Regions from separate parts of the Homo sapiens genome. Here region 2 is linked to region 1. A link is a contact called in ENCODE Hi-C or POLR2A ChIA-PET data. All regions are on one chromosome and are shown on one strand. The core of a region is the stretch at or near the end of the contact, and the rest is flanking DNA. Distances in the headings are between cores, read along the strand shown.

What was found. Hi-C counts contacts between places; a loop is a spot of excess contacts on that map. ChIA-PET counts read pairs that join two places held with the same protein, here RNA polymerase II (POLR2A). Pooled maps may share reads with other maps.
Region 2: a loop to region 1 is called in a pooled map, with 3 times the contacts of the local background. The contact joins the promoter of ITGAM here to the promoter of RUSF1-DT in region 1. A Hi-C loop is called at or near these places in 2 of 50 pooled maps. POLR2A ChIA-PET finds 5 or more read pairs at or near these places in 2 of 52 experiments (MCF 10A and activated CD4-positive, alpha-beta T cell).

Annotation. Positions count from the first base shown.
Region 1 is chr16:31,506,714-31,509,801 of GRCh38, reverse strand. It overlaps RUSF1-DT (RUSF1 divergent transcript), which reads right to left and starts at 1,338. Exons shown (of 2, transcript NR_186401.1): 1 at 766-1,338; 2 at 236-629. RUSF1 (RUS family member 1) reads left to right here and starts at 1,411. Exons shown (of 13, transcript NM_022744.4): 1 at 1,411-1,728; 2 at 1,924-2,038. The coding sequence starts at 1,429. RefSeq lists enhancers at 861-1,430, 995-1,709, 1,710-2,425 and silencers at 1,531-1,580, 1,641-1,700.
Region 2 is chr16:31,258,232-31,261,246 of GRCh38, reverse strand. ITGAM (integrin subunit alpha M) reads right to left here and starts at 1,272. Exons shown (of 30, transcript NM_000632.4): 1 at 1,155-1,272. The coding sequence starts at 1,182. RefSeq lists an enhancer at 1,416-1,515.

The sequences.
Region 1 (3,088 bases), core at 89-2,588:
GCCCAGCTAATTTTTGTATTTTTAGTAGAGATGGGGTTTCAACATGTTGGCCAGGCTGGTCTTAAACTCCTGACCTCAAGTGATCCACCTGGCTCGACTTCCCAAAGTGCTGGAATTACAGGCGTGAGCCACCACGCCCAGCCCAAGGATCACTTTTGAGGCCAGGAGTTTGAGAGCAGCCTGGGCAACATAGGGAGGCCCTGCCTCTATTTAAATAAATATGTTTTTAAAGTACTTAGTCTTCAAACCTTGTTTTATTTTTGTCCTCTATTCAAACCAGTACCTGAATTTAGACAACATTACAGAAATGTTGTGATTAGGCCATTTGTATTTTGAAACCCGAAATTTAAAGAAAAAAAAAAAGAAAAGAAAAGAAGTGTTCAAGTTTATCTCAGTCAGAGAGAGACTGTGTTTGTGTGAGATAAGGCGAAGTGGGGTAGAAGGGCCTTCCAGGATTAAGTCCACGAGGAAGGTGACGGTTTGGGAGAATCTGAAGTTTCAAATAAGGAGTTGTCGGTTGGGATCAAACTGTGGGGATCCAAGAATGCCAGGCTAAGAAACCAGGATATTTTATTTTCTGATAAAAAGAGGATGCTTTTTTGGCAAATTTCTGCTTCGGAGTGAAGATGCTGCACTAGATGGGAAGGAGAAGAGGAGAAATGGAAAGAAGAAAAGGTGAGTTCCAAGGACAGAAACACTCCCTCTTTGGACTCCCCCCAATTTCATGGACTCTCTCCCGCAAAAAAACACACAAGAACTTCCTGCCTTGTTTCCTTGTTTTGTGACATCATTGCAATCTCTTGATTTTTTTCATCCCTCGGATTCCTTAGCATCCTTCAAAAGTAATGTTCCTGCAGTCTCGCAGAAGGCCGAAGGATGGAGAATTTCTAGTCCAGGCCAGGGACACTCAGAAGAGAGAAAAAAAAAAGAACAAAAAAAGACCCAAGCAGCTTCACAGGGCCTCATCTGGTCCAATTTCTTCTCATGATGCATTCATTCACTCATAAATATCTTTTGAGCACCTACTATGTGTTGGGTAGATCTAGGGATAAAATCAGGGTTAAAAATACAGTCGCTGGTCTCACAGCAAAAAAGGCACCTGAGGCCCAGAGAGGGCCACTGACTTGCCAAAAGTCACAAGCTAAAACTTCTGTGGCCGAACCGCGTCTCGAACACAACTGGCGGAGGCCCACGGCGCCTGCAGCCCAGCTGCAGAATGCTACAAAGCAACGGGGGCCGGTGCCGGGGCGTCCGAAGCAGCGCCGAGGCCGGAGAGAGCGACAGTCAGTTTCCTAACTGCGCGGCGGACGCCGAGGCCGGCGCCTGTTCTTGAAAGATGTCCCTCTGCAGCCGCGGTAGCCCAGCCGGAAGTGCCGCCTGCCACGTCCACCGTGCGGCAGGGGCGGGGCTGGGATCCAAAAGCTCGGCATGGCTGACGACGCGGGTTTGGAGACCCCGCTGTGTTCCGAGCAGTTCGGCTCCGGGGAGGCACGGGGCTGCCGCGCCGCCGCGGACGGGAGCCTGCAGTGGGAGGTCGGGGGCTGGCGCTGGTGGGGGCTCTCCAGGGCCTTCACGGTCAAACCTGAAGGACGAGATGCGGGCGAAGTGGGGGCTTCCGGGGCCCCCTCACCGCCCCTCTCCGGGCTCCAGGCCGTGTTCCTGCCTCAGGGCTTCCCTGATAGCGTCAGCCCGGACTACTTGCCCTACCAGCTGTGGGATTCCGTGCAGGTCAGCTCGGTCGTCTGGGGCAGAGGACAGTGCAGGCCACTCCTCCCTCCCCAATAATGGACGGGTGACTGAGACTCGGAGCCCGGGGGGCGGGGGGTCTGACATGCCTCATACACCAAGAACAAGAACAGATGAAGGCACTTAGACCGCCACGCTCCTACGCCCGCTTCTCACCCTACTTGTTTTCTTCTCCAGGCGTTTGCTTCCAGCCTCTCCGGCTCCCTAGCCACCCAGGCAGTCTTGCTGGGCATAGGGGTGGGGAACGCAAAAGCCACTGTTTCAGCTGCCACGGCCACCTGGCTCGTGAAAGGTGAGCTGCACCCCTGGAGCCTCACGTATTGCTGCTTTCAGCCCTGCTTTCGCTGGGCTCTTATGTGTATATATGTATGGACTCGTGCCCCATTAGGTAGAATTCAGGCAGGTCTCCCCAGTGATTAGAGTGGTGCTTTGTAACCCAGTCTTACTTCCCACATCTGGAAGACCCTCATCCCACTCACCAGCCTAGCAGCCGCACTCCATTCCCCACACAGACTTCTGAGTCTCAATCATCTGGATCCCAAATCCCGTCCCCTCCCCTTTATCCCTATTCTCTTTGTGGAAGATTGCATAAGAATGCAATTGATGGAATAAAACTGCCAGCTGCCCAGGATAGGGGAAATTGGTGAGCTCCAGAAAAAAAAGATATAGTTGGTCCTGAGAAGGAGAGAGGAGAGCCTGGAAAGAATGGAAGGTATTGTGTATGCTCTGGGATACCAGATGATGCTGTAAATAATAGAGTGACTATCTGCTGAATATGTACAGCTTTTAAAAAATTGTTTAAGGAAAAAAAATACAGTTTGGTACCATGCCACCCAGAGAGGGAAATAGAACAGAAAAGGGAAATTGTTACATGTTCTACACGAGGAGGCCCCATGGCTTTTGCCACTGTCCTTTGTCTTTCACTACTGCTCGCAGGGGATATTTATTAGGCTGGTGCAAAAGTAATTGCGGGGTTTCTTTGTCGTTATTGCCATTAAAGGTAATGGAAAACCCGCAATTACATTTGAGCCAACCTAATAGATCTAAGGAAAAGCGCTTTCCATTCGTAGCATCAGTCTGGCCACATCCCTTGTGAGCCTCTCTGGATTTTTTTGAGAAAACAGGAGCTTCCTGTTTACACCTTTACCATTAAGACTGAGAAAACTGGGCCGGGCACGGTGGCTCACGCCTTTAATCCTCGTACTTTGGGAGGCTGAGGCATCCTGGGCAACATAGGGAGACCCCCATCTCTATTTTTTTTTTTCCAGACTCGTAGTCTCACTGTCACCCAGGCTGGGATGCAGGAGTGCAGTGGCACAATCTCAGCTCACTGCAGCCTCCT
Region 2 (3,015 bases), core at 23-2,522, 250 kb after region 1:
TGGGCAACAGAGAAAGACCCTGTATCAAAAAAAAAAAAAAAAAAAAAAGATAGCAGCATGTCTTCCTGCTCCATTCCCTTTCCCATCCATTCGGTCACCCTAACTAACCCAGCATCCAGATGTCTGCCTCCCAGGTCCAGCTCTGTTAGCCTGGGGCGGGGATTAGCACACTTATTCTGTAAACAGCCAGATAGTAAATTTTAGGTTTTGCAGACCAAGAGGCTGATAGAATATGTTGTACAAGTACTTATATAACAAGACAGAAAATACTTTTCCACAAATTTGTCATTAGGGAAATTTCAAACATAATGATTGAGTACAATTTGTTTGTAATACGGGTTTACAAATGAGACAAATAGAATTCTTTGGGGGTGGTGCTCCCTATCATCAAATCGATTATCAGTGTTCATCTTCAATCTCTAGCTGGCAGGTTGTGCAAAAACAGGTCGTGGGCCATATCGGGCCCCCAGGCCACTGTTTGCTGACTCCTGACCTAAGAACCACCGTCGTGGGGCACGTCCAGTCCTGCTCTGAATTCCAGCCTCCCTTCTGAGCACCTAAATGGCTTCTTCCCCCGGTGTCACAACGATGATTTGCCCAACAGTGAAGTTTCTATACATTCTTAATTAGATAATTTCCTTCCTATGCAGCTCTCAAGTATTTCCTTCCCTTTTGAGGAGAATTTCATTTTCCACAACATATAAGCATAAAAGGTAACAAACTCAAATCATTTTCATTCATCAGTCATTCAACAAACATTTGCACCCGGGACCTTGGAAAATAGAACCGGAGGCAAAGTGGAGATGGTGAGAGGGGATCCAGGAGGAAGCACTCAGGAAAGGGGTCTCACACCTGCTGCGCACCCTGAGCCATGTCACTTCTCCTCCCTGGGCCTCCGTCTCCTCATGTGTGAAGCAAGGGGACCGGCAAGCAGCCTTGCACAGTCCATGAATGTGGTCATTCATCCAGGCTTCCCTGGCCAGCCTGTCTGGGTCTAGCTGTTCTCCCTGCTTCTTCTTGAACCCTTTCTCCTTCCCCAAATCCCCTTTGCCTCTCCCCAGACTGACTCCTACATATTCTGGGCCCTCTATTTATGACAGACCCAAAAGTTACCCTCCTCCCCACCCAGAGTCCCCCACCCCACCCCCATGCACCTGTTAACAGAAGGACTCTGAGAGCCATGGCTGGAAGGAGCCAGAACCTGGAAGGAGGTGAACCAGGGGTTGCAGGCACCACTGAGGAACCACAAGGAAGCCACCAAAGCAAAGAAGGGCAGAAAAGGAGAAGTAGGAGGCAGAAGTCTATCAGAGATTCAAAGGAAGAGGGCGGAGGCTCAGTGAGCACATAGCCCTGCCTGGTCTTCCGCCCAGGACTGCCCACAGCCTGCCCACCCTTCCTCCCCAGCTTCCTGACCCAAACTTTCAAAGTCAATACCACTATCCAAAAGGTGCCATTTGTCACCCACTTGTTTCTTGGGTTGGCCCAAGCATATGAACAAGCTGAACAGACTTAGCCTGCCTCCTGGAATTCGTGTTCTAAACATTAATACGGGCCAGGCGCAGTGGCTCACGCCTGTAATGCCAGCACTTTGGGAGGCCAAGGCAGGAGGATTGCTTGAGCCTGGGAGTTTGAAACCAGCCTGGGCAACATAGAGAGACCCTGTCTCTACAAAAAAATATTTTTAATTAGCTGGGCATGGTGGTGCGCGCCTGTAGCCCCTGCTACTGGACAGGCTGAGGTGTGAGAATTACTTGAGCCCGAGGTCCAGGCTGCAGTGAGCTAGGATCACACCACTGCACTCCAGCCTGGGCAACATAGGGAGACCCCGACTCTACAAAAAAATACATTTAAAAAATTAGCCAGGCATGGTGGCACATGCCTGTAGTCCTAGCTACTCCAGAGGCTGAGGCAGGAGGATTGTTTGAGCTCAGGAGTCTGAGACTGCAATGAGCCTCAATAATGCCACTGCACTCCAGCCCAGGTGACAGAGTGAGACTCTGTCTCAAAAAAAAAATTAAATAAATAAATAAGCAAACATTAATACAGATCAAACAAGTGTAGGAGGTAAAACTCTGTGTCTTCCTGAAAACACACTTTGCAAAATGTCCCTCCTTCAGCCCATGGAAATGGAAGCGCCCTTCAGCCAGAGCTGTCCTCATTTGTAGCCATCAACAAAGACAACTCAAGTACAGGCATACCTGGTGCTTTTTAAATATTATTTTGTGCTTTTTTTAGAGACAGAGTCTAGCTCTGTTGCCCAGGCTGGAGTGCAGTGGTGTAATCACAGCTCACTGCAGCTTCAATCAACCTCCTGGGCTCAAGCGATCCTCCTACCTCAGCCTTCCGAGTAGCTGGTACTACAGGCACATGCTGCCATGGCCAGCTAATTTTTTTTAAATTTTTTGTAGAGACAAGATCTTGCTATGTTGTTCAGGCTATTCTCAACCTCCTGGACTCAAGTGATCCTCCTTCCTCAGCCTCCCAAACTGCTGAGATTACAGGTGTGAGCCACTGCATCCAGCCTATTTTTGTGTGTGTGTGTGTGTGTGTGTGTAAAGGCCTCAAGCTCTTCACCCAAGAATTTTCACTTCTAGTAATTTATCCTAAGAATAGTTAAGAAGTGTAGTCAAAAATATATGTACAAACTTGGCTGGGTGCGGTGGCTCATGCCTGTAATCCTAGCATTTTGGGAGGCTGAGGCGGGGTGGCTCACTTGAGGTCAGCAATTGAAACCAGCCTGCCCAACATGGTGAAACCTCATCTTTACTAAAAAGACAAAAAAATTAGCCAGGCGTGGTGGCAGGCACCTGTAATCCCACCTGGGAGGCTGAGGCAGCAGAATCACTTGAACCCTGGAGGCGGAGGTTGCAGTGAGCAGAGATTGTGCCACTGCACTCCAGCCTAGGCGACAGAGCAAGACTCTTATCTCTAAAAAAAAAAAAATATATATATATATATATATTTGCAAGCTTGTTCATTGCAGCATTATTGTTAATATGAAAAGCTAAAAAAACC